2 separate regions of the Homo sapiens genome follow, and region 1 is linked to region 2. A link is an interaction called in ENCODE POLR2A ChIA-PET data of the cell type or tissue named here. Cell type or tissue: GM12878. All regions are shown on one strand. Links, peaks and the distances in the headings refer to the core of each region. The heading gives the core; the rest is flanking DNA. Region 1 has its middle 48 kb from the start of LINC02344. Region 2 overlaps STARD13 (StAR related lipid transfer domain containing 13).

Evidence for each region. Peaks named below come from ENCODE experiments on the same cell type or tissue, not always from the same donor. Only the 100,000 strongest peaks of a DNase experiment are listed, where the experiment ranks them.
Region 1: POLR2A ChIA-PET joins it to region 2 with 7 read pairs; 2 of 35 experiments call an interaction of 5 or more read pairs at or near these places.

The regions. Positions count from the first base shown.
Region 1 is chr13:33,375,539-33,391,607 of GRCh38, forward strand. It overlaps a transcript of STARD13 not described here. Among named protein-coding and RNA genes, the nearest start is that of LINC02344, 48 kb to the left of the region's middle. RefSeq lists an enhancer at 12,571-12,650. In GM12878, for the core only: no CTCF peak of the experiment used is centred there; no DNase peak of the experiment used is centred there.
Region 2 is chr13:33,197,419-33,212,868 of GRCh38, forward strand. The region is part of intron 1 of STARD13 (StAR related lipid transfer domain containing 13); the gene reads right to left. Among named protein-coding and RNA genes, the nearest start is that of STARD13-AS, 72 kb to the right of the region's middle. RefSeq lists enhancers at 2,426-2,495, 2,846-2,895 and a silencer at 5,247-5,336. In GM12878, for the core only: no CTCF peak of the experiment used is centred there; DNase peaks (open chromatin) are centred at 5,457 and 6,874; H3K4me3 peaks cover 4,606 bases; H3K27ac peaks cover 7,498 bases.

The sequences.
Region 1 (16,069 bases), core at 4,457-12,456, 180 kb after region 2:
GGGGAGGCCTCAGGAAACTTAGAATCATGGCAGAAGGGGAAGTAAACACATCCTTCTTCACATGGCAGCAGCAAGGAGAAGTGCTGAGCAAAGAGCAGGAAAAGCCCCTTATAAAACCATCAGATTTCGTGAGAACTCACTATCATGAAAACAGCATGGAGGTAACCACTCCCATGAGTCAATTACCTCCCACTGGATCTCTCCCATGACATGTGGAGATTGTGGGAACTACAATTCAAAATGAATTCCCCAGTCTCAGGTATGTTTTTATTAGCAGGGAGGGGACACAGCCAACCATATCAGCCCCCTTTCACACCAAAAAATGCCCTGGTTTGGCTGATTAAGTAATATGACTGGTTTTGACCACATTACTTTACATACTTAATATTAAGTAATATGGTCAAAACATACTTGACCATACTTTACTGGTTTTGACCACATTACTTAATGTACTTAATATTAAGTAATATGGTCAAACCATACTTAAGTAATAGAAAAGAAATATGGTTTGACCATATTACTTAAGTATGGTTTGACCATATTACTTAAACCATATTACTTAATATGGTTTTGACCATATTACTTAATGTAAGCTTAATGTGTAAAGCTACACCCTAGCTTTAAGCACAGGTGACAAACAGGACATAAAGATGAGTTAGGCTGGTTTGTAGTGGGTAGAGATGAAGTGATAGTCATTCATTCATTCATTCAGTATTTTGCAAATGTCAATTATATGCCAGGTACTGTTCTAAAGTGCTGAGGATACCTAAGTTTAAATAAAAATGACAACAACAAAAAGCCTTGTCCTCCTGTAGTTTATGACTTAGTGGGTACTTACGCATTCTAGAAGTGGGGTGGAGGAGGAAATGGGAAGGCAGCAGGTTGAAGGTGCAAGAATTACAGCTGGGGCAGTGTCAAGCACAGAATCAAGAATGAAGGATTAGCCAGGCACCTAATAGTCCCAGCTAATCAGGAGGCTGAGGATCACTTGAGCCTGGAAGTTCATGGCTGTAGTGAGCTGTGATTGAACCTGTGAATACCCACCACACTCTATCCTGACCAACATAGCCAGACCCCATCTTTAAAAAAAAAAAAGGATTAGAATTTCAAAGGGAGGAAGCTGACAATTTAGATATAGATACGGATTTTTATGGAAGGATGAAGCTTTGGGATTGGGTGAGATATCTCCCTGACAGAGACCAAAGAAAGAAGAGACCTTGGGCAGTGCCTAGGCTTAGGGGACAGAATGAGGAGCCAGTAAGCCTGAGAAGGAGAAGTTAGGGAGGTGAAAGAAGCACCAGGACACTGCTCTATGACAGCCAAGGAAGCAGGGAGGTCAAGGGCCTTCCAAGTAACAATATCAAATGCTGCTGAGAGTTCTAGAAGACAGGCCTGGGGCCACTGTGGGGAAAAGGAGGGTTGGCTTTGGGAAGGAATGAACATGTACTTGGGGGTTGGTCAATAAGATGCTACATGGTATTCAGCACATAAGAAAAACTTACTGAGACTCTTAAGGTGTCCGATTTATTCTAAGATAGTTTTATGTATTTTATGCAATTTTTTTCTATTGTTAGTAAAAACAATCATTTTGTTGTTATTGCTCCTAGAGGCTTGGAACAAAATTAAGCAAAAGCTATAAGCATCTCCTTTTCCATCAATAATGAGTACATATTTTTCCTCACAGGATTACCCTGAGGATGGGTTATAGATAATGCCTGTGTGCTTTAAAAATCTGAAGCAGCAAACAAGAGCCACGTTCTGGTAAAAAAAACATTTAATTTTACTTTGTGTCTTCTTTTGAATGTGAAGAGACATCTGGGAAAAATACTGAAAGTAATAAGAGGTATGTGTGTGACTTTAATGATACTGAATGGAAAAAATACTGGATTTTCTCTGGAAGGTCAAAGGTCTTTTATCTATCCAGAATTGTCGGTACTACAACTGTTATTCTTATTAATTCTATTGATCTTTGCATGATGACAGAAAAATGTTATCGTAGACTCATGGGACTAAATGAAATCTTAGCAGAGCATTTAAATTATTCTCCCCCACCCCCGCTTATACTCTCATCTCCCCCAGGACACACACACACACACAACCACGCAAGCTCCACTTACAGAGGATGAGAATGCATCCTATTTTTAATGCTTTTAGGGAAGATGATATAATATTCCTGGATAATCCATATCACAATAGAAAAGCCTACACTTAGAGCAGGAAGGTGTGTGATCACCTTCTGGGTTATAATGTAGTCCTTTTTTGTTTTTCCCTTGTCCTAAACCCAGAGGTTGGGGCTGGGAGCAGTTTTTACACCCAGCAGAGGAAAACAGGAATTGATTGAATGGGTAAATCAGTAATAACCTATCTAAAAACCAAATGAACAAGGTCCTGTTATTAAAGCCATTCACAATAGCCAATACAATTCTGGTAGGAATGTTGGGTAATTTCTTAGTGGCTGGATGGCTACTTTTACAGCCCTGGGACAATGCTGGTATTAGTTACTATTTGTCCAGTGAAGCAATTGAGCCAAGTTTATTTTAAAGGGGGGTCTCCAGAGTTTCCTTGGTTATCATACTTGTAATTCATGCAGCAAGTTAGCCAGTGGTGTTCTCAGGGAAGTGGGTGGTTAAACTTAAAACTGGCAAAGCAAGCAAGCCCTGAAGCCCTGGCATTTCAGCACCCCCACTCCCTACTGAGACCAGCTGAGACTCCACTCCCAAGGCCAGGCTGAACGTCCACTGTGCCACACAGGGAGCTGTCACCCCAAACATACCAAATGCTTTCCACCCTCTGCACCTTTGCTCTCCCTGTCCTCATGCCCTTTCTCCTCTTCCCACCTGCATTAGTCTTACCTTCCAAGGCCCACCTGGAGCCCCATCTCCTCCACTACACCTTGACTTGCTGTGGTTCTCAGGAATAATTCCATTCTCTGAAAACCTGCACTTCTTATTAGAAACATAGGCCAGGCGTGGTCGGGCGCAGTGGCTCACGCCTGTAATCCCAGCACTTTGAGAGGCCGAGGCGGGCGGATCACGAGGTCAGGAGTTCGAGACCAGCCTGGCCAATATGGTGAAACCCCGTCTCTACTAAAAATACAAAAAATCAGCCGAGTGTGGTGGCGGGCGCCTGTAGTCCCAGCTACTTGGGAGGCTGAGGCAGGAGAATTGCTTGAACCCAGGAGGCAGAGGTTGCAGTGAGCTGAGATGGCACCACTGCACTCTAGCCTGGGTGACAGAGTGAGACTCTGACTCAAAAAAACAAAAAAAAAAAAAAGAAAAAAAGAAACATAGGCTGGGCGTGGTGGCTCACACTTGTAATCCTAGGACTTTGGGAGGCTGAGGCAGGCAGATAGCTTGAGCCCAGGAGTTCGAGATCAGCCTGGGCAACATGGTGGAGCCCCGTCTCTACCAAAAATACAAAAATTAGCCAGGTGTGATGGCATTTGCCTGTGGTCCCAGCTACCAGGGAGGCTGAGGTGAGAGGATCTCTTGAGCCTGGGAAGTCGAGGCTGTGGTGAGCTGAGATCACGCCACTGCACTCCAGCCTGGGCAACAGAATAATACCCTATCTCAAAATAAAAAAACAAGAAACGTGATCTGACATGTAGTGTACTTGATCTTAACTGTCACTTTTTTGTACCATCAGCTCAAATGGACTATAAAACTGGATCTGATTTTCCTTAGAGAGCTCTTATGACAATTAGACTAAGATATCCTATCATATGTTTGAAAGCACCTTGTAAAATAGTCCACATTAAAAATACACCCTATAGTATTTTTTCCTGACATTTGCAGAATTTTTCATAAAAGCCATATAACAATATTTAAAAGGTTAGAAATCAGATCTCTTTACAATGGGGGTTTTAATTGGAAGGATTATAATGCATAATGTAAATTATACTTTCATGTTTGTTCTGGTAGCTCCTTTATTGACATGACCCCATCTCTGATTTGACATTTAATAGGACTTAGAAGGGTAGGAGGTTTTCTGTTTGTATATCACAACATTTAATTGCCTGTTCTCTCACTGGGAAGGCATGAGAAAGACACTTTGTATAATTAAAATAAATAGATAATACTGATGTAGAAATGGATGTAAATATAGATAAGTTTAATCTTCACAACAGGCCCAGGAGGTGGACAATATTCACATCCTCTTTTACAGATAAGGAAACAGAGAACAAAACAGTTCAGTAACTTCCCCAAGGTCACACAGCAGGTGACCAGCTGGGATTCACACCTGGCATTCTGATCCCAGGGTTCACATGCTTGCTTAGTCACTTTACTGTGACAAGGCAGCAAAGAGCTGAGCAAGATTTGATTCCATTTAATTTGAGCATCATTTATTGGACATTTACTAAATGCCAAGATCTATGCTAAGTGCTAAGGATGAAAAATGAATATGATAAGGTCCCTGCACTCAAGGACAATGTTCTCAGACATGACTCATAAAAACACATAATTTTAATACTCTTGCGATAAAATAAATGCATGCAAGACAGAGAAGAGTTACTTATCAGACAGATGTTTTATAGTTTGACTTATTTATTTTACTTAAAATGTGGAGGCCAGGCGCGGTGGCTCATGCCTGTAATCCCAGCATTTTGGGAAGCTGAGGTGGGCGGATCACCTGAGGTGAGGAGTTCAAGACTAGCCTTACCAACGTGGTGAATTCAAGACCAATCTGGCCAACATGGTGAAACCCCGTCTCTACTAAAAATACAAAAATTAGCCAGGCATGGTGGCGGGCGCCTGTAGTCCCAGCTACTTGGGAGGCTGAGGCAGGAGAATGGCTTGAGCCCTGGAATCAGAGGTTACAGTGAGCTGAGACTGCACCACTGCACTCCAGCCTGGGCAACTGAGCGGGATTCTGTCTCAAAAAAAAAAAAAAAAAAGGTGGAGAATACCCCTACCGTCACACACACACACCCCCACCCCCCACCCCCCCCACACACAAATTCAAGTTCATCCAGTTGGTATAGACCTTTCCTCTGTGTGCTTTCTTAGGTAAGACTGCATGCAAACGAGGGAACTGTCTCTGCCCTGGCCCTGAAGCAAGAAATTAGTCAAAGGGGGAGGCAGGAGAGGATCTGGTAAACAGATGCAAGAGAATACAATGGTGTCAATGCTGTCAGAGAAGAAAGAACAAAGTTCCCAGAGAAGCTATTTGAACTAGACCTTGAAGAACAAACAGGCAATTGACAAGCCAAAGTGGGGCTCAGGCAGAGAGGTGTAGAGCAGGCTAGGCCTTTCCAACCAGAGGGTACCCGTGCCAGGTTCAGGTGGGGAAGGGGGGTGTGTTCAAGGTGAGGGAGAAGGAGAAGGTCAGTGTGTCTGGAGCATAAAGTGCAGGGGCAAGGGTGGCACAGCATGGCATGGCAGACAGAATTGGATTGAGTCCAGACAGTGAATGGTCTTACAGGCCTGGCCCAGAATTGTAGACATAATCACAAAGGCAATGAGGTAGGAACAAATTCTAGAAGCAAAAATATCACTGACTGACTTTTTTCTAATTTTAGATCACCTCTACGAGTATATAGGAATGCTATGTTCTGAGGAATGTATATTTGAGGGAACAAATGTCCTCTGAGAAAATAAATTTAGTAGATGCCAAATATTATATTACCTTATCAGAATTTTACAATTTAGACTAATATAAAAATATTAAACACTTTGACCACTTTGGCAGTAAGAAAATCTATTTGCTTACTCCAATCTTCATTAAATTTATTTAACCATTGAATTTTTTTGCTCCCTACCCCCTACAAAACGCCTATTAAACGCTTCACAGTTGACTTATGCTAATAGGCAATAAGGGTGTGACCCAGGAGAGGCTATATACATATGGGCACATACATTACATATTCAGAAAAGCATTCAGAAGAAAATGCTCATAGAATTTTAGAAATTATAATTCCTTGGCTGGGCACGGTAGCTCATGCCTGTAATCTCAGCACTTTGGGAGGCCGAGGTGGGCTGACCATTTGAGGTCAGGAGTTCGAGACCAGCCTGACCAACATGATGAAACCCCCCTCTCTACTGAAACACAAAAATTAGCCAGGCGTGGTGGCAGGCGCCTGTAATCTCAGCTACCCAGGAGCCTGAGGCAGGAGAATCGCTTGAACCCAGGAGGCGGAGGTTGCAGTGAGCTGAGATTGTGCCACTGCACTCCAGCCTGGGTGACAGAGTGAGACTCCCTCTCAAAAATAAAAAAATAAAACTAAAAATAAATTAAAACATAAAAAATTCCTTGATTATATATTAAGGATCTGCTTCTTTAATTACTTTCAAGTGTTTTCAATATTATTTCTTGGAATATGAATAATTCATTCCTCGATATGGTTTTGCATAATGATACATCAAAGTCAAAATACCATCCAATAATTTCCCACACCTGCCCCCTCTAGGGCTTGTCCTTTAAGTTTCCTACAGAGACGGAACTGACTTGTCCATGGCCACAAAGGATGGGATGGTCACATGAACTCCATAAGCTGAAGATCTTCTTGGCTCCTAGCGCAAACGCATAGACCAGGAGACCAGGCTACGCTGCCATCATAAACGAAGCATGGCATACCTTGCAGGCACTGAGTCATGCAGAATTGAATGTTCTTAGTGGAATTATCTGATGTTCTGTGTTCTGTTGGGTAACTTCAGGTCACTTGCCCTGAATTTTAATTTTAATTTCTTTCGAGCAAATTACATTTCAAGTTAAGTCAATCCAGTTATAGAAGTTGTGCCGAATCTCCCTGGCATCCAGGGCTTTTGCGGTGCTGTGCCCTGTCCCCTCCCCACAGGTAACTCCTACTCTCCACTGTCCTCAGCTGAAATGCCACTTCTCCTAGACCCTCCCCACACTGGGCAGATCGCTGATATCAACTCTCGGGATGCCATGTATCTCTTCCTACTTAGCATTGATATCATCTGTAATTGTAAGTTTATTTATGTGGTTATTTGTTTACTGTTGGTCCTTTCAGTAGGCTCTGAAATCTATGAAGGGAGGGACCCTGATTCTGCTCGATATTGCATTGTAGCATCCAGCACACAAATGTTAAGTAAACAAATAAACATGGATTCAAGAACTCTAAAAGGCCATAATTTAAGAGAGTAGAAATTGTGACTCTACATATATTGGCTATAGCCTAGGCCTCATTTGAAATTACAGAAAAATGCGATTCCATTGGTAACAAATAGGCTATCTTATGTTTGAAATTACAGAAGAACATGATTACATTGGTAACACTGATAAGAAATAAATGCTCTTCCACCGATAAGCATTATAGAAAAATGGTATTCCTATGATTTAGCTATTCTGTTGATAGCTAAATAAATATTAGCTATTACTATTATAATTAGTGAACAACGTAAACTTAACTGCCTTTAGTATCATTCCATGATATCTAGCTTCCAGGCAGTACTTTATTTATATACGCAACATAATTGGCATTTACATACTTTAAATATTTTTGGCCTAGTGGGTCTGGGCTGGTCTGGGATGGTGGGTAACATCTAGTTAGAGCTTCCATTATAAATTGAAAAATGAAATATTGGAAATCAAACTTTCAAAATTTATTTAGATTCCCTCATAAGACATTTCATGTTTCTCCCACTATTTCCCTTTCTTTGTCTCACAGACATGCCACATGGGTAGCGTATGCTTCCTTTGAGGCTGAGTTTACCACGGAATACTACACACGGAGAAGAATCTGGCAGTAAGGCTGGCCACAGTGGCTCATGTCTGTAATCCCAGCACTTTGGGAGTCCCAGGCAGGAGAATCGCTTGAGGCTAAAAGGTCGAGGCTGCAGTGAACTCCCACCTGGGCAACAATGTGAGACCCTGTGTCAAAAAAAAAGGTCTGGCAATGGCTTCTGCAGGGACCAGTGTAACTGGCACACAGTCAGTGTTTGATTTGAAATACAAAGCTGTGGCTGGGTGCAGTGGCTCACACCTGTAATCCCAGCACTTTGGGAGGCCAAGGCAGGTGGATCACCTAAGATCAGAAGTTTGAGACCAGGCTGGCCAACGTGGCAAAACCCCATCTCTACTAAAAATACAAAAAAAAAAGAAAAAAATTGGCAGGGCATGGTGGCATGCACCTGTAATCCCAGCTACTTGGGAGGCTGAGGCAGAAGAATTGCTTGAACCTGGGAGGCACAGGTTGCAGTGAGCTGAAATTGTGCCATTACACTCCAGTCTGAGAAACGGAGTGAGACTGTCTCAAAAAAAAAAAAAAAAAAAAAAAAAAAAGAAACACGAACACGAAGCTGCACATTCCCTTTCTAGTCATCTGCATGTCTCATGCACCTGGTACTTTTCTCCTTCGTGAGTTTGTTTTTCTACCAGAAGTTTTCATCCATGAGGAGGTGGAGTGTCGGGGGAGGGGAAGTGGTTTGGCCAGCTAAATGTATACAGCAGGGAGCTCGTTCAAGGGCACCAGGTTCGATTATTAATTTAGCCTGACCAACCAAGACAACAGAAGGCTAGAATTCAAACTTTGATTGCGTGGTTCTATTTAATGTGTCACCTGCAAGATAAATTATCCCTGGGAGAGCAACTTGGTTGGCTAGCCCAGCTCTACAGCAAAGATAACTAAGGCTTAAGGACAGTGTCTTGTACAATGAGGTCTGATCACAGGCTGTACTCAGATAAAAGGAACAGTGACATTGCTTTGAATCTAACAACCAATAATAACAACTAGGTAGCTTCTTCCTTTAGCTTTAACCCTGCTGTTTATTACTTGGTGGCTGTTGAACGGAAATCCTTCTCTTCAGTTTCTAAATCAATGGTTAAAGCACTGTCATGTTGCCAGCCAAGCTAAGAGTCCGGGAAGCTGACTGTTAAATCACAGAAACCACTCAGTAGGGTTTGTTAAACACTGACCAATCCATATTTTAATGCATCTTAAGAGTACTCTGTGTCCACTGGCCCGAGAAAGCAAATGCTTTTGAATCACGTCATTTAATATTAATAAGCTGCAATGAACTTTAAAATGTAGCAGTTATGTACTGTAGCACAAAAGTAAATAATCCTGGAAGTAGAGTAGTACAACAGTGAATTAGCATAAAAATAGAATATACTAATTTGAATTGTAGAATAAGGACTCAAAGTACAGAGTATTGAAACTACTCTAATGGTTTAGTTAATGACACCCACCGTGTTCTACAGAAATGTAGTCCTCAAACTCTTTGATCTCTTCATCCACTGTGGTACTCATATCCTGCCCATCTCCTTAATCCTTACTCCACCCACCTCTACCCTCAAAAAAGACTGCATGCTGAGCAAGGAGGGACTTAGTTAAATGTGCCCAGGGCTCCATGGGAAGAGCATGGGTGGTAAACTAGCAGAGAGCAGATGACCTACATATGGAACCAAAATGATGGCAGAGAATAGAAAGAGACTCCAAAGAATATACATAATCTTTTTCCTGAATCATGTCTGGGTTGATAATAGTTTCAACACACCTTGGAAATCCAGATTTTTAGTTTGGAAGAAAGGTTCGGAATATATATATATACACATGCATGTCTGGATTGATAATAGTTTCAACACACCTTGGAAATCCAGATTTTTAGTTTGGAAGAAAGGTTCGGAATATATATATATATATATATGCATGTCTGGGTTGATAATAGTTTCAACACACCTTGGAAATCCAGATTTTTGGTTTGGAAGAAAGGTTCGGAATATATATATATATATATATATATATATATATATATATATGTAGAAAACAGAAAGGGAAATTGCTCTTAGATGCATCCATAGAGTGTCAAAGTAAGAAAGTTTTCAAAATGAAAAAAAGGCAAAGTGCCTATTTGGTACAGCTGTCCTAAACTGTGAGCACAGGAAAAAAGTAAAATTGATCAGAAAAATAGGAAAGCAGAAGCCAGAGGAACTGGTAACTGAGTAAAAGAGTATTTGCCCAGAATGGTAAAAAAAAAAAAAAAAAAAAAAAATGACCAGCATTTTTACCTGTTTAAGAGCAGAGATAAAGGGGAATGAGAAGGGTAAACCAGATAACTAGATTCTAAAAGCTTAACTTGGCTGGGCGCGGTGGCTCACGCCTGTAATCTCAGCACTTTGGGAGACCGAGGAGGGCGGATCACCTGAGGTCAGGAGTTTGTGACCAGCCTTGCCAACGTGGTGAAACCCTGTCTCTACTAAAACTACAAAAATTAGCTGGGCGTGGTGGTGCATGCCTGTAGTCCCAGCTACTTGGGAGGCTGAGGCAGGAGAATCACTTGAGTCCGGGTTGCAGTGAGCCGAGATTGTGCCACTGCACTCCAGCCTGGGCAGCAGAGCAAGACTCTGTCTCAAAAAAAAAAAAACAAAAAAAAAAAAATTAAAATTAAATAAAAATAAAATTTAAAAAGCTTAAACTTAAGCCTAATGTGTGAGTCAAATTGAGTAATAAGAGTAATAATACTAAATTTGCAATTATTTCCTTGCTTGCGTTTATTCATTTGCTCATCAATTCATTATTTATTCATCAGGTATGTTGATATCAGCTGAATTCAACTGCATGCAAACACAAAGCAGCTTCACTCTCTTTTTCAACATTTTGTCTTGAAACCCTCCCTGTGAACCATTTGTTCCTCACCCTGGATGAAAACCCAAGTGCCATGGTTCTTTGATTCACATAGCTAATTAAAAGTAACCTGGTCACATTTGGTCCTAAGGACAACCTCATTTTCATAATTGAAATATCCAGTCCACTGTAATTATAAAAAGCTTCAAATTGGATCCAAGATTCAAGGTTTTCTTGCTCTTCAGTTTCCCCTTTCTCCCCTACCCTGCTCTTGTTAAATCACCCTGCCTTCCTCAGGGGCTCCAGGAAGAGAAAATGTCTTACATGCTGAGCTAGCGGGTCACATGAGCTCCATATGGTCACCCTCCAGGTATGGTAAATTCCCAAGGCTGATTCTTCTCCAGGAGGGCACATTGCTGGGGTTCTTTCTCAGCCCTGGGTGTGTGGTGGCCTCCCCCATCCAGGTCCCAACAGGCAATTCTCAAGGTGACCTCCTCTGGGGGGGTCGACGTGCAGCCTGGAACTAAGGGACGTGTGCCCACTGCCATTAGTAGGAGGGGTTTCCTCCTAGTGTCTCTTTCTGTTCTCTCATCATGGCAGGTAGACCAAGGCAGAGCCTTTTTGCCTTTATGTTTCCAGAAGTCACCATTTCCTGGGCCCTCCAAAGTCCAGAAAATATACGCCAAGTTCTCTGGTTCTCTTGTGGCACTGGAATCCTGGGGGCCCCTTATCTGACTTGGGGTGAGAGAAAGCCCAGCATATTGACTGCTCCACCAAGAACAGACCTGCCCTCCTCACTCTTCTACCTTAATTTAAACTTTTTTAAAATTTCGAGGTGGCTGATGGGCTGAGAACAGACAGGGATTTTTACAACCTTCTTTGCCAATTCTGCATAGGCCTGCTAATATCTTGGTTTGGTTGGGTTGACAGGTGGAGGGACATGTCACCTAATTTTCTTTCTTTAGAGATGGGGTTTCTGTTGCCCAGGATGAAGTGCAGTAGTGCAACTATAGCTCACTGCAGCCTTGAACTCCTGGGCTCAAGTGATACTCCCACTTCAGCCTCTCCAGTAGCTAGGACTAGAGGTATGCATCACTATGCCTAGCTAATTTATTTTTAGTTTTAGAGATTGGATTGTGCTATATTGCCCATGCTGGTCTTGAACTTCTGGCCTCATGCAATCCTCCCACTTCAGCTCCTAAGTTGCTGGGATTACAGAAGTGCGCCACTGAGACCAGCTGTGCGTAATGTTTTCATCTCAATAGTAGGGAATCTCAGGTGAAACTGACTAAAGTGGTTGTGCTTTATCATGGGGTTATAATGAACAGAAACATTCTAGTCTGTGCCCATGTTTGCTGGCCCTGTGCTAAGTGCTGGGGATTCAAAACAAAACAAAAAACCGTGGTGACTTGTCTCAAGGAGTCCACAGTCAAGGATGCACTCCCCTGTACTGCCCAGTCTGTGTTTAAGTGGTTGTTATGCTGGACCCCTATTCACTCCAATAGGGATGGCATGAGTCCAAGAGGTTGAAGAAGAGATCTGGAGAGAGTGAACGAGATATAAGGTTTATTGGGGAATTTACAGACAGGGACAGTGCAGTGGCAGCAGGCTGGACAGGAGTACCGCTACTGATGGTAAAAAGCCTGATGTTAGTATAACATTTTCACTTAGCACCTTCCACCTAGCAACCTCCATTTAACCCAGCACCAAGGGCCTCTATCCCCTGTATAGCCTGTGTTTCAAAGGATGGGACTGGGGTCCAGATGTCCTTCATGGACAAGGAGTGAAACTCCAGATTGGCCGCTCCCAGATTCTTTAGCTTGGGACTCCAAACACACACTCTCCTTAGACCACAGGGTCATTCTTGGGCTATGCCTCAGTTAAATTATTGCTTTCAGATGCATCGGCCATATGGTGGTCTTTCCTCTGTAAGCACATGAGTGTCCTGGGCTAAGAAGCTGGGAAGGGGAAAAGGACAAAAGTGAAGGGTATGAGGGGAGCTAGAGTTCAATGGTGCCTTTCTATAAGGTGGGGACTGCAACATAGAGTTTCTCTTCCCCAACCACCAGAGGCGTTAAAATTAGGAGGCGAGCAGAGCCAACAGGAGTTGAAAGCTGTGGTCCACCAAGCCCCAGACAAATCTAATGGCTTGGTGAACAGTAGGAACTGAAAACAGACATCAAGACTGAGGTTCTGAGAACTAAAGGAAAACTGAGCAAAAACGACCAGGTTTAGAGCAAGTAGCCAGAGATCAAGAGTGACTGCCTAGAAGAGGCCAGTTTGTGCTTGCCTTTATCCACCAGCAGAGGCATAATATCTTAGTGGATGGGCAAAGTTAAAGGGCCAGGGCAGTGCAGTCACGCACAGGTCTAACCGCAGGGCCACACCCTGCAGAGGCAGCTCTGTGTGGATTTGGAGGAGCTCTTTAGCTGCTGGGATTGTTGCTCAAAGCCTATAGAAGTTGGGGCCCAAGCTGAGTACATACCCACAAAGGAGGAATCTGGCTTCAGAGTTCAGCTAAGTCACATCTCTTCTAGAATGTTGTCATCCATTTGGAAGTCAGTAAGCTGCTGCCCTGCATTGCTAATTCCCCTTTGTAGACACGCCCTATCCTCTGACTTGCACAAGCCTATGGACCTGAAATTACCTACTTGGTTCTCTGTCTAGCAGCCTGGCAGCCACACCAACGTTACTCAGATTAGCAGGCTGAGATCTGTCCCAGACTCTAAGATCAAACCTAATCTCAGTAGCCTTATATGGGAGGCATTGAGCATTGTGTCAGTGTTGCTGCCGGTGCCTTGTGACTTCAGTGTCCTGAGCTCCTAGTACCTCGCTGACTCTTTACATCTTTGCCTCATCAATCCTTCAGTCCTTGAGGTTAGGGGTCCTTCTTTTTTTTTTTTTTTTTTGAGATGAAGTTTCGTTCTTGTTGCCCAGGCTGGAGTGCTATGGTGCAACCTTGGCTCACTGCAACCTCTGCCTCCCAGGTTCAAGCGATTCTCCTGCCTCAGCCTCCCAAGTAGCTGGGATTATAGGTGCCAACCACCACGTCTGGCTAATTTTTTTGTATTTTTAGTAGAGATGGGATTTCACCATGTTGGCCAGTCTGGTCTCGACCTCCTGACCTCAGGTGATCTGCCTGCCTTGGCCTCCCAAAGTGCTGGGATTACAGGCTTGAGCCACCGCACCCAGCCTCTTGAGGTTAGTGGTCCTCCTAAGACAACACCCAGTACATAAGGTATGTGAAACTGGTATGTAAGGAAGAATGAACCCACTAATTGAACAGTTTGAGGAGGGAAAGGGTCCTTTCTCCCATCATTTGAGAGAGCTATGGTGGGAGGAACTGTGGTGGAGGAAAGCAGAGAAACCTTCTGGTGGAGGAGCGAGGGAGTGAGCTGGGCCAGGCCAGGTGCAAATTGCTTCTCACTGCATCCTCTCCATCATCTACCATTTTCAGCTATTTATTTGCCTGCTATACTGTAATAATATGGGTTTACAATCTTTTTTCTATCGTAAACTACAGAGAACATTTTAAAAACACCCTTAATTAATTCACATGAGAAATTAATTATTCTTATAGTCACATTGTTCATTCACATTTAATTACTTCTAAGTGCATAAATAAAATTTAAAAGTTTACTTCCATTAAATTTATATTACATGGTCATATAATCTAATAATTATGCCAATTGCAATTAAAATGAATTTACTACATTAATTTCATCTCATTTATCTTCGTTTATTATGTTTGAGTGTAAGGTAATCTGTAATTATGCTTAGGAAGCAAGAATATCCTGTAATTTTGACCTCAGTATCTTCACAAGTCTGGAAGTAATTCAAAGGGTTTTTAAAGCTACACTGCTAGAAGTCTGACTTATTTTCTCATCTTATTTTAAAATATCAGTTGAAGAAACAGAAATGAGAATGATCCACCCTTCTTTCGTGCAAGGATAAAATAGAGATATGGAGGCCATTTTCAGCAGCAAAATTTCATACCGTCATTGGTGCCTGTGGAATCTAGATTAGAAGAAAAGATGCTAGGGTCTGGAAAAGGTAAAACACCCAGAAAATTCAATTAAAAGTATGTCTTTAGTACTTACTTTATGAGCAAAGGTATGCAAGCTATTAATAAATATAAGAAAAAAGTATTCTCATCTTTGATAATTTTATAAAAGCTAGAATTGTTGAGATTAACTTCAGTTCTGAAATCTGAACCAAAGACTGTTCTCTGGCTTTTATGTTGCTTTGCCCAAGAGTGACATGGGTCAATTGCCTTAGGATATGTTTACCATCAACCTGGTGTTTTAATAGAACTTGAGTTTTGCTACCCAGCTCCCTGGAACACCTGACTTTGTTAGAACAAGTTACTAGGAATTCCAAGAGCACCAGCTCTATCTTGTTTTGCAGCGCAAGCTTTACTCTACTTGAGAATGACAGAGGGCACTGGGAGCTCCAACCTCTTCATAAATTTGTATCATTTGTTACAAAGAAGAAATAAGAGGGCAAAAATAAATGAATGCAAATCTAACATCACTATTGGAAATATAACTCAGGACACACACTTTGTGTCAGGAATGCTATGGTCAAGTATGAAGAGAGAGTTGTTATTCCTGGTCCAGGAAGAGAGCGAGCTCCCATTCTAGCTCCTTTAGAGAATAATGCAGGCTTTATCTCTGGTGAATATCATACTAGTGGCTAGAAAACCCTATCCGTCATTAAGATGCAAGAGTTCTTTACATTTTGCACACTGGGCCAGAAGGAGAACTACTCTAGATGCATCGTTAAAAATCTCTGTGTCCCTTTTCTCCTCTAGATAAGTTTATATATCATATTTTCAGGTGCAGTTTCATGGACTGGTTCCTACTTCTGTCTTTCTTTAACAGGACATACTGATTTTATCAGGCAGCACTTGAATTCTGGTAACAATTCAGCTGGTTGCTTCTTAAAGTATGTGTGTCACAGAAAGGATTTTCCCTTCTTATTGACTAGAAAACATCAGAGTCTGGGTTATCACAAAAATATAACAAGAAAACATCATTAATTATTGTTAAGAAAATTCACCAAGAATACAAAACTTCATTTTATTTTAAAACAAGTGACTGCATCTTAAGAAATGGAAAACAATTTAGATCAGGTTTAACATTGTGATTGTGTGCTCTAGGTAGTGAAAAGCAGAGCCAACGATATTGACAATCAGCAAGACGAAACCCTTCAAAATAAGCAGATCATGTGGTATATGTTCTGTCTTTTAACATTCACTGCATTTACCAAAATCATGGCTGATTGAAATGTGTGCAATTTGTTTTAAAATCGGATTCAAGGTGTTTTGCTTTGCAAGTAGGAACATTTACCGTAAATCAAGGTTGCAAGAGCAGTGTTGCTTTAGTGAGATAAATGTCCCCAGTATACACAAGGCTGATATACAAGACAATCACACCACATATTACTTTAACACATAATTTGGAAACATTTCTTAAGAATCTTAATACATCTAGGCAGCTTATTATGGACGTGACAGAATCAGTTATAAATGACCGTTAGGTG
Region 2 (15,450 bases), core at 2,441-10,440:
TGTGTGTGTGTGTGTGTGTGTGTGTGTGTTTTCAATAGACCTCTTAAGCGTCAGCCCAATAAAACTTGTTTGTATCGCAAGTGGGCTTATTGTCAGAGTTAAATATTTACGCTATCTCATTCTCTCAGATCTGATGAAGGAACAAACTTTATAAATATTCTCTTTCCTCTCCGTCAGCGAGCCAATTCCACTTCGGTCTGCCCAGCATTCGACACAGTGCTGCTGCTGACGCAGTAAGTGCTAATGTATGCTTGCCTAACGGATCAGCAAGCCATGGTAGAACCAACACCCTGCTCATCCGTCCTTACATTAGTATGTAGTTAGATCCTTTTCCTGTTCCTCCCAGGAGGTAATCCAAAACATTGCCACTGAATTTCCATCCCCAGTCCTAATCCCTGGCTGCTAATTCTTAGCTGACTTCCCCTCTTCCTTGATGAGGTCACCAAGGCCATCTTACAAAAGCTGTTTCAGGCCGGGCGCGGTGGCTCACGCCTGCAATCCCAGCACTTTAGGAGGCCGAGATGGGCGGATCATGAGGTCAGGAGATCAAGACCACACTGGCTAACATGGTAAAACCCCGCCTCTACTAAAAACACAAAAAATTAGCCGGGCATGGTGGCACACACCTGTAGTCCTAGCTACTTAGGAGGGAGGCAGGAGAATTGCTTGAACCCAGGAGGCGGAGGTTGCAGTGAGCCGAGATCACGCCACTGCACTCCGGCCTGGGCCACAGAGTGAGACTCCGTCTCAAAAAAACAAAACAAAAGAAAAGCTGTTTCAACACCAAATATGTCAACCTAAGCCATCCAGGAAAAAAATCTAAATTGTCTTTGACTTATTCTTTATTAACCAAGCCCACAGTCACTAAGGGATGCTTTGTTTCTCTCCTTTTCCCTCTTCTGCCCACACTGCCCAACTCACTAGTCAACTTGTGAGCATCCCAGGCTCACCCAGCATCAGAGCCTTGGCCCTATCTGTCTCCTCTGCTTGACCCAGGCTTACCCCAGATGTTTAGAGACCCTGCCTAAAGCCTCCTTCCTTCAGGTCTTCCCTCAAGTTCTTTCTCCAAGAGGCCTTCCTTAATTACCTTGAATATATATTGCAAAATGTACAGAAATTAACCCTTCTCCCTCACCTCCATACCCCCTTTCCCTGTTTTATTCCTTCTCTTTATCAGTTATCACTAAAATAAACATAGTTCATTTATTTATGCTATTCACTCTCTGTCTTCTCCACAAGAGCATGAGCCCCACGAGTCAGGAAACTTTGTTTTCCTATTTTGCTCATTCCTGTGCCTCTATAGTCTAAAATTGGGCCTAGCACACAGTAGATATCTAATGAATATATACTTAAATGGACAGGTGGGTTATTGCAATGGACCTATAAATGGTGCTACTGCATCTTCTCTAATGCACTTTCTACCAAAATATTCATCCTAAATTACAAGTTGAAAATCGCCACCTTCCTCATAATTTGTCAGTAACTACATATGATTTATTAAATAGCATCTAAAACCCTTAAAAAGTTCTAGCCCCCATCTCCTTTTCCAATCGCCTTTCCCAATGCAGTGATCTCTCCATACATCCTAAGGTATAGTCACGCTGAGGTTCACTCATCTATTTTTGAACACATTACACACTTAAAGTCTTTGTGTTTTTAAACATACATCCTTTGATCTTGAGCATCTGTTTCCTACTTTACCTTCTACTGAAATCTGTTGATGTTTCCAGGCCACATTTCATATCATGCATAAAGCTTTTCCATTCTTTGAATTGGATTTAAATATGTGCCCCATAGCACATTGCCTTAAGCCCCTGATTACAACAAAAATCATTCTTTCTTGAATTGTGTCCATATCTGTCCCCAAGACGTGACTGTAATATTCTTGAAAAGACATTATATGTCTCCTTTTCATAGTTCCTTTCACACAGTAGATGCTCAATAAATGTTTGTTGGCATTAAGTATACAATGTCACTAGCTGTGCATTTTGGAGGAGGAGAACTGTAGTGAGATAAGCATTTAGGTCCTTTGTAGAAGTAATACACCAACACCAAATAAGTGAATGTCAGCAAAACCGAAAAGAAACAGAAAGCTATAGTTTAAGCCAACATGAAGCAGAAGACTTTACAAGAAACTCTAAAGATAAAAATAACTTCTGCTCTGCTAGAATGCCTGCCACAGAGAGGTCACTTATTTTGGAGTTTGATCCTCAGCTAAAAATAAACAGCTTTTATTGAAACTGAGTTCCCAATATTGTTGTTTAACTATTTTGTGGTTTCATTCAGGTACTTGCAAGGCCCAAAGAACACTAATCAGGATGCCTCAGTGTTACATAAGGGTTCTTTTCATGGAGTAATTTATGGTTAGTTTGAGAAATTGTATCTCATCTGCTTGCTGGGTTTCTCCTCCTTAGGCATGTCTCGTAATGTATATATATGGCCAGTCATTGGCCGGGCCCAGTACCAATGGTCCAGGATGCAGTATAATAAGCACATGTGGGAAGAACAGCGGTTCTCAGGACACTGTTCTAAATCATTGTTTTCCTTTGGGGAGTAGAGAACCAATAATTCCAAGTAGCTTTTATGGCATAATCTTTGCTGAGGCAGTAGAGCATGTTTGAAATCTGGGCCCATGAGCAACAAATTCAGATAGGATCCTCTTGCCCTTTGCTGAGTGCAGAATAAACAGGTCTTTGGGGAGGCCCCACAGAGGCTGAAGGTAACCAAACACGCTGCCTTCTAGCCCTGTGGTCTGCTGACACAGCTCATGCCCTTCCCTGCCATCCCCTAAGGGTTCCTGGGGCTGGAAGATAGTGAAGCTTTCTTCAGCTAGCCGCTTGCTCTGTCATTCACATCTAGCTCCCCTAACCAGCCTGGCTCAGCTCAAGCTCAGGTAAATGACCTATTCGTCCCTGTGCCACCCACCATCTGTATGTGGAAGCCCTTGGCAAGGCAGGAGCTACCGTGCCAGCCCCTTGAAGTCTGCTTCAGTCTTCCAAAGCGTCACCAACAACGAGACCACTTCAAGGTACTCTCCGGTCATTAACACTTAAGTTCCCTGTAGTGAATTTCTCAGGACTCCACTTTCCCCTGCTCCTTCCACACCTAACCTGCTGCCACCGACATTGCATGTGTGCTTGGCTGTTGCCCTACTGGGGGACTTACCCATATATGTATTATTGTGTTTCTATTCACTTTGGAAGTTGGCACTCCTTCACCTTTTAAACAGTGAACTCTCTGAAGCAGAGGACTTGCACCCACTTACTCTGTTGTTGCACATGGAACACAACTGAACAGGACCATTTAGAAACATGCTTAAAGGGCCGGGCATGGTGGCTCACGCCTGTAATCCCAGCACTTTGGGAGGCCAAGGTGGGCAGATCACGAGGTCAGGAGATTGAGACCATCCTGGCTAACACGGTGAAACCCGTCTCTACTAAAAAAAAAAATACAAAAAATTAGCCGGGCATGGTGGCAGGCGCCTGTGGTCCCAGCTACTCGGGAGGCTGAGGCGGGAGAATGGCGTGAACCCAGGAGGCGGAGCTTGCAGTGAGCCGAGATTGTGCCACTGCACTCCAGCCTGGGTGACAGAGTGAGATTCTATCTCAAAAATAAAAAATAAAAATAAACAAATAAATAAACAAATAAAAATAAAAATAAAAAAATAAAAAATAAAAAATAGAAATATGCTTAAAGAAGCAATGTGCTTCTCTGCACTTTTGGGATGAGATGGAAATGTTCCTGCCCACTAGCAATCCTTAGCTCTGGCCCCTGTACCGAGAGCTTCAGCGGGTGGCATTATTAGTGGGGATGCACTTTAAGTATTATTCCAAGAATTGGAAACAGAAACCCTCCCACACTGAGCACAGATGTGGTGATGGATGATGTATCTCAGTGGCATGGCCCCATCAAATCCCGTGTTCAACTGACTACATGAACCTATTTTTGTCAGTGATTATTTCCGGTATTCCTGTGGTTTATCCCAATGTAACATGCAGAATCTACTATGATAACATGGCTTTACCTCTGCCAGTTATTCCATGTAAAAAGAGATTAAATGAGAGATTGCCAAAAAACTTCCACAATTTACATAGTTTTCTTCATAGTATTTGAACAAGTAGACTCAAATTTTCTTTTTACCTGTTTTAAACCTCAGCTCAAGAGCAAAGTTAAACCAGTTTGAATCTCCAGCTCTCCATGCAGTCAATTTTTAAATGAAAATGGTTGAGGCAGGCCTTCTAGGCCCCTTCTGATACTCAGATTATTGTTCTGTCAAAGAATTTTCAAATTCTGGCCTCAAAGGTTACCTTATTTTCAACATTTTCTAAATTTAAACAGAAGGGAGAGTAGTAAAATTGGAAGCATGGTAAGAAGTTGCTCAACTTGATTGTTCCAAGTATATCCTTGATTCTGTGTAAAGAACCTAAAAATGGAGGCCTTATGGTCAACATAATTAGTACATAATCTGTCAGGCAACCTTTGGATTCTTAAGAATTTTTATTTGATTATAAAAGTAATACTGGTCACTTATTTGCCATTTTTCATATTATTTATAAATAATATCATGCTGAACATCTTTGTTCAGAAAGCTTTGTCTACATTTTTATGAAACCATTTCGTTAGGATAGTTTCCTAGGAGAATTACTGGATCAGAGGATCTTGATAAATGCTGCCAAACTGCCTTTCAAAAAGATGGTCAGATTTTCTTTTTAAAACACAGCTAGTCACAGATATGCCAAGGCTCTCTCAGAATAGAGACAGATGGATGATAGTTTTAATGTTTAGTTACCTAACTATGATTAGTAGGATTCAGATAGGACTAGTAGGTTAATAGTTAATCTGCTGGTGATTAGATGTAGGGTTTTGCATTGTTGCAATCTCAGGTTCCCAGCTGACAACAGTCTATATGCTGTTATGCCATAAGGGACAATTTATTCCAGACACAAAAATGGGTACCAGGGTTCTGTCCCAGAAGGTGTGTAATGACAGGACCCCACAAAGAAGTGGTATGGAAAGACTGACTTTCTCATTCACTTGACAAACATTACTTGAACACCAACCAGACATAAGAAACTACAGCGAGCACCAGGGAGTCAAAGCAGCATGGTACCTGGCCTGTCTTTGCGGAGCCTAGGGAGGAAGGAAGATGTGTAAATAAAGAATGAAGTAGAATAAGATAAAACCTTGATTAGAAGTTTGGAACCATGAATGAAGAAGGCTCTAGCTCTGTGAAAGAATGGTGGTGGAGAAGGTTTCAAAGGCAAGTGATGCTTAAGGTAGCTTTGGAGGAGGAGGAGGATGTTGGCAAGTGGTAGAGAAAACATTTAGCAGAGCACAGGGACAGAACTGGGCAGAGCGTGGAGGTGTGAAAACATGGAGTGTAATAGTGAAGTCATCTGGTGGGTGGGGCAGGAGGGACACGGGTGGCAAAATTCGCTCACTTCCTCTTTCTGAGAGGGACCTCTGGGGGCTCCAAAGAAACCTTTGAGATCAAAAAAGAGCTAAGAGAAGCCTTTGAATGACGGGCAGAATTTATTAAGAAAGGGAAGAAAGGAATATTCCAGCAGCAAAGAAGTTGTCGAAGTTCAATTAGTGACTTTAAATGGCCTGAAAGTTTTCAAAGCATTTTCATGCACATTATGTCATATGGGCCTCCCAACCACCTCGTGCTACAGTAAGGCACACATTCTGATTCCCACAATGCAGCGGAAGAGCACAGTTGAATGGCGTGGCTCCCAAGGCTGCCATATTTCGAGATTCTAGGGGCCACCACACACCTGTGTTCACAGAACAGGGTGCGTGGTGATTCTCTGTACTGGCAGGTCTGGCTTCTGATGTCCTTTGCAGTACACTAAGCTGTGATCATGTTCATCATGTAAAATGAAAAGGATTTAAAATGAAAACACAGTAATCACTCCTATCTTTTCATATCTTATATGCTGCTATGCTATCAGTTTTACTGGATTATTTTGAAAGATGAAGTGGATGTGTGTGGGTATATGCATATATGAAGATTAGCATATATTTATTTGTATGGTATATCTATGTATCTATAAAATGTGAGAAAATATTAGGTACCTTAATCTGCACTATTATCCATTTTTTTTTACATTAGGAAGTTTAAAAATTACATATATTCAACCATACTAAATCAAAGCAGCATCACACCAATTTTAGCCCTATTTTTTAAAGTTCAACCTGTTTGAGGAAATGACTAGTCTTACACAATGCTGAGAATCTTGATGAGAAAATCAAATAGTTATTCTACAAAGAGAAAAAAAATAGATGCAAATACCTTCAAGAGCAGCCTCCTATAAACAAAAGTATTACTACATAAGATTATAGAATTTTGTTTTTAATTTTGTTTTAACTTTAAAGGCTAAAGTTTTTAGCTTTTTCAGTGTAATGCAGAAGTTCTGTCTAAGAGAGTGGAGGCAATTTCATTAATGGCATACGTACCAAAAGCTAATAGCACAAGATGCATTATAAATGTCTTACTGACATTTGAAATATCTCTGGGAGACAAAAATGGCTATAATTATTCATTATATTTGTAAGCAGTGAATTAGATTCATCAAAAGGTTAATCATCTTCCTCAAGGTCACAAAATTAGGCAGCATAAAGGTAGTATCTGAAATCCAAGGCTTCTGACTGTTACCTCGGTCCTTGAAATCAATTAAAATCGTCTCCATAAGGTCTGACGTGGGTACTGTCAGAAGCTGGCAAAATTCTTTTACACATTAGAAAAACAGGTGCGGATGCTACCTTGTCACATGTCAGCATGTGTCAGCACATGTGAGTTTAGCTCATGCAGAACATACTGGTTGGCATAGATGATTCCTTCACATGCAGATATGAATCTACACAACAACAGTATGTTCCAGTATTTCACAAAGAGTATCAGACGCACATCTCTCAATGACTACATAGGTTGCACAGAGTGTACAAAGAACTCTGTCTACTGATATTTCCTTCCTCTCATTTTTCACATTTAGACTGTAGGAAACAGGCTAAGCTAATGAAAAGACAGTACGACAAAATCTTCAACTTTCAGTTTCTGATTTCCCCAATAAGAAAAGACATAAATGTGTCATTTCTTATGAGACGCGTGGAAAGAACCCCGTAGAAACCATATGGTTGTCAGTAACGGCATAATCTCATTCAAAGGTGCTAAGAACACTAATGAGACCAGGATGTCAGGAAAAGCAGAAATAGATCAATATTTCTCTCCCATTTATAGTTGTCCTCACCATCAGTCTCTGCACCAGCTCTATGTAAATGAAATCAATCAGCAAGGATTTCTGCAAAACGCATAAAACAGTTCTCCTCTCAGCTCTACCGGAAGATAAATGATTCCAGACGTTGGCCTGTGGCCATTTTCCCACACATGCTCCAGAGCTCTGACATCCATATTGGGCCATAACACTGAGTGGTTTCTACTTTGGCGAGTTTACAGCCAGCGCTTCCACTTCTGGTTTGGACTAGACAGCCTGCTAATGCAGATGCAAAATAAGTCCCTTTCCGCCTGTGTAAATTGTAAAAGAATTGACTTTTTCCAATAAAGGACCTCCTGTGAGCCCCCTGAAAACTTTCTGCTATCGCTCATAGAATCTTATCATTCTCAATCACTGCTTTAGATCCCCTTGGAATTAGACGAATCCTGGCCTAATAAAACATGCGACATATGACATCGAACGCAAACCACTTAGATGTAACATACAATTACCAACAGCCCAAGTCCAACTTTGAAAACGAAGCCGTTGAAAAATGTATTAAACATAAATAGCAGGATTGTTTCATATGGTAGCTTATGTTCTGAAAGAGGGTAACAGACTTTCTGAGAAAGATAAACTACAGAAGATCCAGAAGCAGCTTCCTTTAAAAATGATGTCAACACCAATAACATTATTTGGAAGGCTCGTAGGAAGTCCAGGTCATATTCATAGCTATTTAAGTAACGTAGCCCATGGAATTAAGCATGCTAATACAAAGCATTTACTGCCAACCTCGTCAATCTGAAAGGTGGGTCGCTTTCTTAATAAACTGCCTTTGAGGAAAGATACAAATAATTTTGCCCATTGTTATAAATAGAGAGAGAAGGAAGGAAGGAAGGAAGGCCTTATCTATATCTGTAGTCTGAGATAAAACAATTCTCTCTGAGATTAAATAAAAGTAAAATAAATCTAACTGTAACTTGCAAATGTTTCTAGAGTGAGTAGCCAAAATGACAGTCACTGCTTTTTAATTTTAAATCAAGTTCTTGTTAAGAGAATGTTGTAAATATCAAGTCCACTACAAAGAAAACTTTTTATATCAATGACAAAACTCACAATCTACATAGGAAGTAACTGTTGTCTTTCCCACCACCACGACCTCTTTTTCTATGGAACACAAACTTACTTTGTTTAAAATTGTCCTTAGGCTGTGCTGTACCTTTCAAACAAAACCCCTCTCTTCTTCAATTCATTTTCAGCTTTCTTGAAAACTGCTCCTCAGAAACTGACAGATGGTGCATCTGTCACCGAGTGTTTTCTCTTCGTTATCTCTGCCAGCTAATATTTCCTCTGTGCTTGGCTGTTGTCTGTGAGACTGGTCCACATCATTCTAGCCTGATCAATGGTGTGCCTGGTTTGAGGTTGGTTTTGGCCCCGCCTCCAGCTCTAAGAGAAAAAAACGAAAACTCACAGCTGGATTTCCTATAAATCCTCTTTTTAAAACTGGCTCTGCCGCTCTGGCACATACCAGAGGAAACGCTGCCAGTCTATCACAAACCAAGGGGGGTGCTCCTTCTCCTAGGCACCCCCACCGCTAGTGTCAGGTGCCTTCCTTATATAACACATCCCATTTTAAGTTAGCCTAAAACTTCACAGGAAGGGAAGAAGTGTTTTAAACCAAGCTTAGGTTTTTCCATGCCTAATAAGACTCGAAAGAAGATGCCCATGACTGAAACACACACACACACACACACACACACACACCCATAAATAATTTTTAATCTGTTAATACTGTGCAAACCAATTCCAAGGAGAAAACAGAAAAGGAGAAAATGCCAAAATAGGATATAACAAAATCAGTGCACATTTAATTGTGTATCCTTAAAAAACTCAGGTCATCCTTCACATTCTGATGACATTACACCCTCAGTTGGCAACAGGATTTGCTTGTATTTACACTGCCAATGAACTTGGTGAATCAGGAGAATGCATGGGATGCATTTCAGGTTCCAGATGAGAGGCAGTTGCTTCTCTGGGTTAACCACTACCAAGTGGGGTTGAACAGGTGACTGTGGAACAATCAGTCTGCTCTGTAAGTGAGCATGACAAACAATGCATTGTAGACTTTCGTATACTGCATGCTCGATGGTAATCTCACCTTATCAGTGAGTGGAGGCCACACGTTTACCATGAATAGAAAAAGTGAGTGTTCCTAAACTAAGGCTATATGTTGGAATACTGTACTAGGATTCACAGTCACAGGATCTGGATTCGAGTCTCAGTTTTATTTCTCGGCAGTGTCCTCGAACATGAAAGGCACAGAGTATGCTCTGGAGACCTCACAGATGACAGCAGATCAAATGAAGATGATAAAGAACTTTGTTGTTATTATGCAACATTCGTATTGTTATTTTCAACAACAGAGAGAATATTAAATAAATATACATGTTTAATCTGGCAGAGGATGATACCAAACTACCACTGCCTGTGATAAGGAGAGCTAAAGATGAAAGGATTCCGGGAGTAAGGTGCAGAGTATACAGTGCATGCTGAGGATAACAGCCACTCAGATTTTAAATGTTTGAACTCCACAGTGAGGGAGAATACGAAGTAAGCATAGGGCAGAGTGGGGCTGAATAGCAAAAGTTTGATACCTTAGTTCTCCTTCCACTCTCACTCAATAGAACCCTAGAACTGGCATCTGCCATTAGTCAGTGAGCTCCTTAAAGGCAAGAAAAACACAACTGGAGTCTGTCAAATAAGAGAATGAATGAGACTTTGAACTAGATAAGAGGTACTCACTCTAAGAGAGGGAGTATAGAGTATTGTGAGAAGCCTGAGTTTGAAGTTGTAAAATCAGATACTTCAAGGTTGAGAGTGCCTGTGTGTCTCAACCTTGTAGGGATTTGTAGAGAGAGAGGCTTTCTGAGTAACTGAAAAGTAACACGAGAGATTTTGTTCAGGGTCCCCTGATTTCGTCCAGCTTTCTACACTCACCCCTCAACTCCACCCCTTTCCCACTTCCTCCATGAGAACGTCATTCTGTGACAATGAACTTGAGTCAAGAACCAGGATGTCTGTAAACATCCCTTTAATGAAAGCACATGGATTGTTGGGTCAATTCTTCCCATATGGTGTTGCAAGTCTTTGCTTGCTGTAGCTGGCCAGAAGTCAGCTTTTTAATCCAGCAGGCCCTGCTCGATGCAGGCTGTGTGACAGGCATCTGTGACCCTGCCCCGCCCACAAAAGGCAGATTATAGGGGCTGCTCCTGCTCCTACCCTGCCTGGCACCTCACTGCCAATGAGCTTCTGTGCTCTTGACTAAATATATTGGGAAATTCCCTACTTCCATAATAGTTTCATGTGTGTGATCTCTTCTCCCCAAGCTAAAGGATTATGCCAATTTTGGGTAAGAGAATTTGTCAACTGCGAAGATCTTATCTAATAAATCCTTTTAAAAAACCTCCTAAAATGTGCAAGACATTCCGTGCTAGCCACTTCAGAGGATGTGTGCTGCCAGCTCTCTCTGGCACAGGTGGTCTGCAAGGGTACATGAAATGAAATTATCACCTAAAGCAGGATATGAGGACAGTGGGAGGTGGAAGGAGTCTAGGTTGGGGAGTGGGAGTGGGAGAATCTAGAAAACATGGCGGGGTTGTAGCATGAGGGTACACAGGCAGAGATGAGGGAGGACCCAGGAGAGAGAAGGACACTTCCAAGTAGGGAGTGAGCTCTAAGGCACCCAAAGAAACAGGAGGCAAGGCAAGCTTGGGGACTCAGGAACCTTCTGGTGCTGCTGAAGCACAGGGAACACGTGGGGGAAATCAAGCAAATGAGTCATCAAAGGTGGGGCGGAACCATATATGGGATGGCCTTGGATGCTGGGAGAGGGTATGGGGAGTTCATACCAGCTCAGGTAGCAATTATGAACCCTTGGGGGTTTTAGAGCACAGGTGTAACACAGTCTGAGCGGTGAGAGCTAGAAACCATGTTAAGGATGGATTCTAAAGGGAAGCGTAGGCAGATGGCTCCACTCAGGAGGCTATGGCAATTATTTCAGCAAGAGGTCATGAAGGCTGAACTAGGAGGACAGGGTTGAAAACAGGAAGAGTGCTAGAGGCAACCAGAAAGACATGTGAGTCCAGGGAGATATGTCTTAGGAAATTCCATCTGGAGGAATTTTTCCTGGAGGTATTTGCAGACAGGTGTACACACATATTCAAGTTTTAATTTCAGCATCTTTCATTGCAAAAGATTGCAAATTACCTCAGTGCTCACCAATAGAGAACTTACAAATAAATTATGGTACAGCCACATAGTGAAATACTTTTGCAGCCGTTTAAAATACACACACAGCTACAAGACTACTGTTGTCACATGTTGGTGATAAGCACCAGATTGCTAGTGGTCAGGAAGTATGCCTAGAAGAGAAGTTTTAGACAGAGATTCAATTTATGGCAAAGGAAGGAAAATATTGGGGAGTGGAATGTGCATGGGTGGGGACCTCAGGACTTGTGTGTTACCCCCATATTGGCACCTGCGTTCCCCAGGACCAGGACAACCTAGAGCTGTGCAGTGTACAACCTACGCAAATGTATATGGTGTCTCTGCCTACAACCACTGACTCAAAGGTGCCAGAAATCTGCCTCATCCAGCCTTGATCAATTTCATAATCAAAAGCCCAGAACCTGTGTGCCTGAGCCAATCAGCATTGGAAAGGAACAAACAGCAACACTACCCATATTGGGGACCTAAAAATGCCTTTAAGAATTATACCAGATGGCAAAGCAAAAAGCATGATGTCTGAATCTTCTCTCTCTCTCTCTCTTTTTTTTTTCCAAATTCCAGGGCCTAAGAAGCCAATTAACCATTCCAAGCAATATCTAGGTGTAAGTGCAGTGAAAGTTCATAAACTGAACACAGCAACAACAATTAGGACAGATCTGCTGGTCGTCAGTCCTGCCATCCTTAAGTGAGGGACCGATATTTCAATCATCATTCCCTTTCTTTTCAATGACAGGACATCTTGAATGACCATATACAAGAAGCGGAGTCCAAGACAAGCTGTAGTGGCTCACGTGCACTCCCAACACTTTGGGAGACCGAGGTGGGAGGATCACTTGAGCCCAGGAGTTCAAGACCAACCTAGGCAACACAGAGACACCCTGTCTCCACACAAAAAAAATAAAAATTAGCCAGGCATGGCAGCATGCACCTGGAATTTTAGCTATTGGGGAGGCTGAGGTGGGAGGATCACTTGAGCCTAGGAGGTGGAGGCTGCAGTGAGCTGTGATCATGCCACTGCACTCCAGTCCAGTGATAGACCAAGATCCTGTCTTGAAAAACAAACAAACAAACAAAAAAACAGAGTCCAGTTCCAGCTTCATGCACAGAGTGGGTGTGCAGCTTCAACAGCAGACGCTGGGGTCGACAACAGCCGCAGTGTTCTTTGAAGGGGCAAGGTAGGAAGGATCCTAGAGGCAATAAATATGGCTCCTTGGGGACTTTGTTTTCTTTCTTGCAAAGAGCCAGGTCTATTAAACATCAGCTCTGCAGAGGGGAGAGCACACTGAGGAAGCAGAACTTACTGCACATCAAGGGAGGAGCCCTTACAAAGTAGCAGGTTGCAGACAATTTGCAAATTCCGGCAAGAGTAAATGAAGAACACAGTATTTCACAGCCAGTGAGGGCAGTATGACTTCATGGATAAGAGTGTGCTCCCTTTACAGTGCAATAAAAAAACTGCACTTAATGCCCAAATGCCTGAATTGTAATCTTGGCTCTGACGGTACAAGCTGTGTGAATTTGAACAAGTTACTTGCAGTCTCTCATTGTTGACTAGATAATAATGGTACACATCTTAGGGTTGTTGCACAGATTTAGTGCGTTAATGTACATAAAATGCTTGCCACAGAGCTTAGCATAAGCATTCAATACATGCTATCATTCCATAGTTAGAATGGAATAAAACACAGGTGATTTAAAATATAGGTGATTACGACTACACTTAAAAGATTGACTTTGATTAACCACAAATCAAGAAATTAAGAATTCTCTGTAAGAACTGCTAATTGTATTAATGCCTGCAATTTGAAATACTTGAGCAAATAGGGTGCGATATTGTGTGTTATTTAACACTTAGGTTAAGCGATCCTGCAGATGCTGCTAGCATCTAATCAACCATTCAAAATCTGGTAGACCAACAGTTTAGCTGGCATTCTAAAGAGGGCACCTCCACATCAGAATCGGCCATTTCAAGCCCTGTTGTTACCATTTCTCCATTTCTTTTGGTCATATATTTTGGTTTAGATCTTGGATACCAAGAAATTCACCAATTTCTTGACATAAAGGAATGAGAAAACAAAAACTCACTGGAAATGTACCATACGTTATTTGCATTATGCTATGAATATCATTATAAATATGAAAATATAGTTATTGTATAGGACAGGATCATTCCTTTTTAGTAAATTATTTTTATCTTCACAAAGTGAAATCAAAGAATATCTAACACACTCTAGTAGCTAATAAAAAATCTTTAATATATTATTTTAAAAATATTTTAAAATAAAAATATTACATAAAACATGAAAGATATTAAAATAAAAATATTATTTAAAATATCTTTTAAAAATATTTTAATGATACCAAATAATGCTCATTGAAAATATTTAAATAATGCAGAAGCATAGCCTAAAAAAGTAAAAGCCTGTTTTTATTCCTAACTTCTAATTTCACTTGTCTCCTTGGAAGTAGTCACTATTAACAGTTTGGTGTGTATCCTTCCAAACTTATTATGCATATATAACACACTTGTTATATATGTGGGTTTTGATATCTGTGATATCAGACACCAAGGGGGATTGGTTCCAGGATCCCCACAGATATCAAAATCCACAGATTCTCAAGTCCCTGATTCAAAGTGGGATAGTATTTGCATTTAACCTACATACATCCTCCTGTATACCTTAAATCATCACTAAATTACTTATAATACCTAGTACAATGTAAATGCTATGTACACAGTTGTTCTACTGTGTATTGTTGAGGGAATAATGACAAGGGAAAGAAGTCTGTACATGTTCAATATAGACACAATTTTTAAAATAACATATTTTTCAATTCCCGGTTGAATCTACAGATTTGGAATCCATGGACAGAGAGAGCTGACTCTGTGTGTGTGTGTGTGTGTGTATGTGTGTGTGTGTGTGTGTGTATGACACATATTCATACACATATCTTATGTATGTAAAATATACACATATGTCTATACATACTTGTACATATATACCCATGTTATACACCCATAAGAATTGCTTTTCACTGAAACAGAATCATAATATATGTATTATTCTCAGACTTACTCTGTTCATTGGACAATATGTCTTGGAGATTTTCAAATAAACAAATAAGAAAGCTAATAACAAATTAGCTCAGTGGAACCCCAGTGACTGTTTTAGTCAAAAGTGTGGTTTCAGGGGACCAGACCAAGGAACCAGCACCACTCAGAAGCATGCCTTTTGGGGTGGCTCACCTGTCCCCCTGAAGCTGACAGATTTGTCCCTCTGTACCTCTCCAATAGCTTTACATCCCGAGCAGTGTGGTAGAAAAGATGGGTGAGTGAACCCGCACAAACTCATAAATGAAAACATTTATTAAGTAGAATTTAAGTGTCTTACTTCGTGACCAACTGTTCCTTTAGCATATGTGCAGATATCCAGAGCATGCCTGCCTTGTTTTCTACTCCCATTTTAAGCAGAAAATAAAGCCACTTTCTACTGTTGAATTATTCTTATTTACAGCAATAGAAATGTCAACCTTTCAGATTTGGACACTGAGTTGCTTGGGCACACTGGCACCCAGAGCCTACATGAGCAGCAACATGTATTAATCCTCAGGGGTCCTGCAGGCAGGTGTGGGCAGGTGCAGATGTGCATGAGGAGGACTCTGGGACTTTCCAGTCTCTAGGGTCATGGAGCCTATTTTCAAGTCGCAACTTGAGGTTCTCAGGTTCTCAGGCTACTACATATGCCTCCAACTCAATTTCACTCGCAAGCATTCCAGGTAATGTGGAGAACCAAAGAAACTCATGTTTATAGTGTGTTTGAAAAACAATCTCTTCGCAAAACCCTTTCCAGAATTTTACATTCCTAAACAGGTATGACAATCTGTCATCTAATTTCTGCTATTATTAAATTGCCTTTCTTTTTCTGAGAAAAAAGTTACCTTTCCTTAT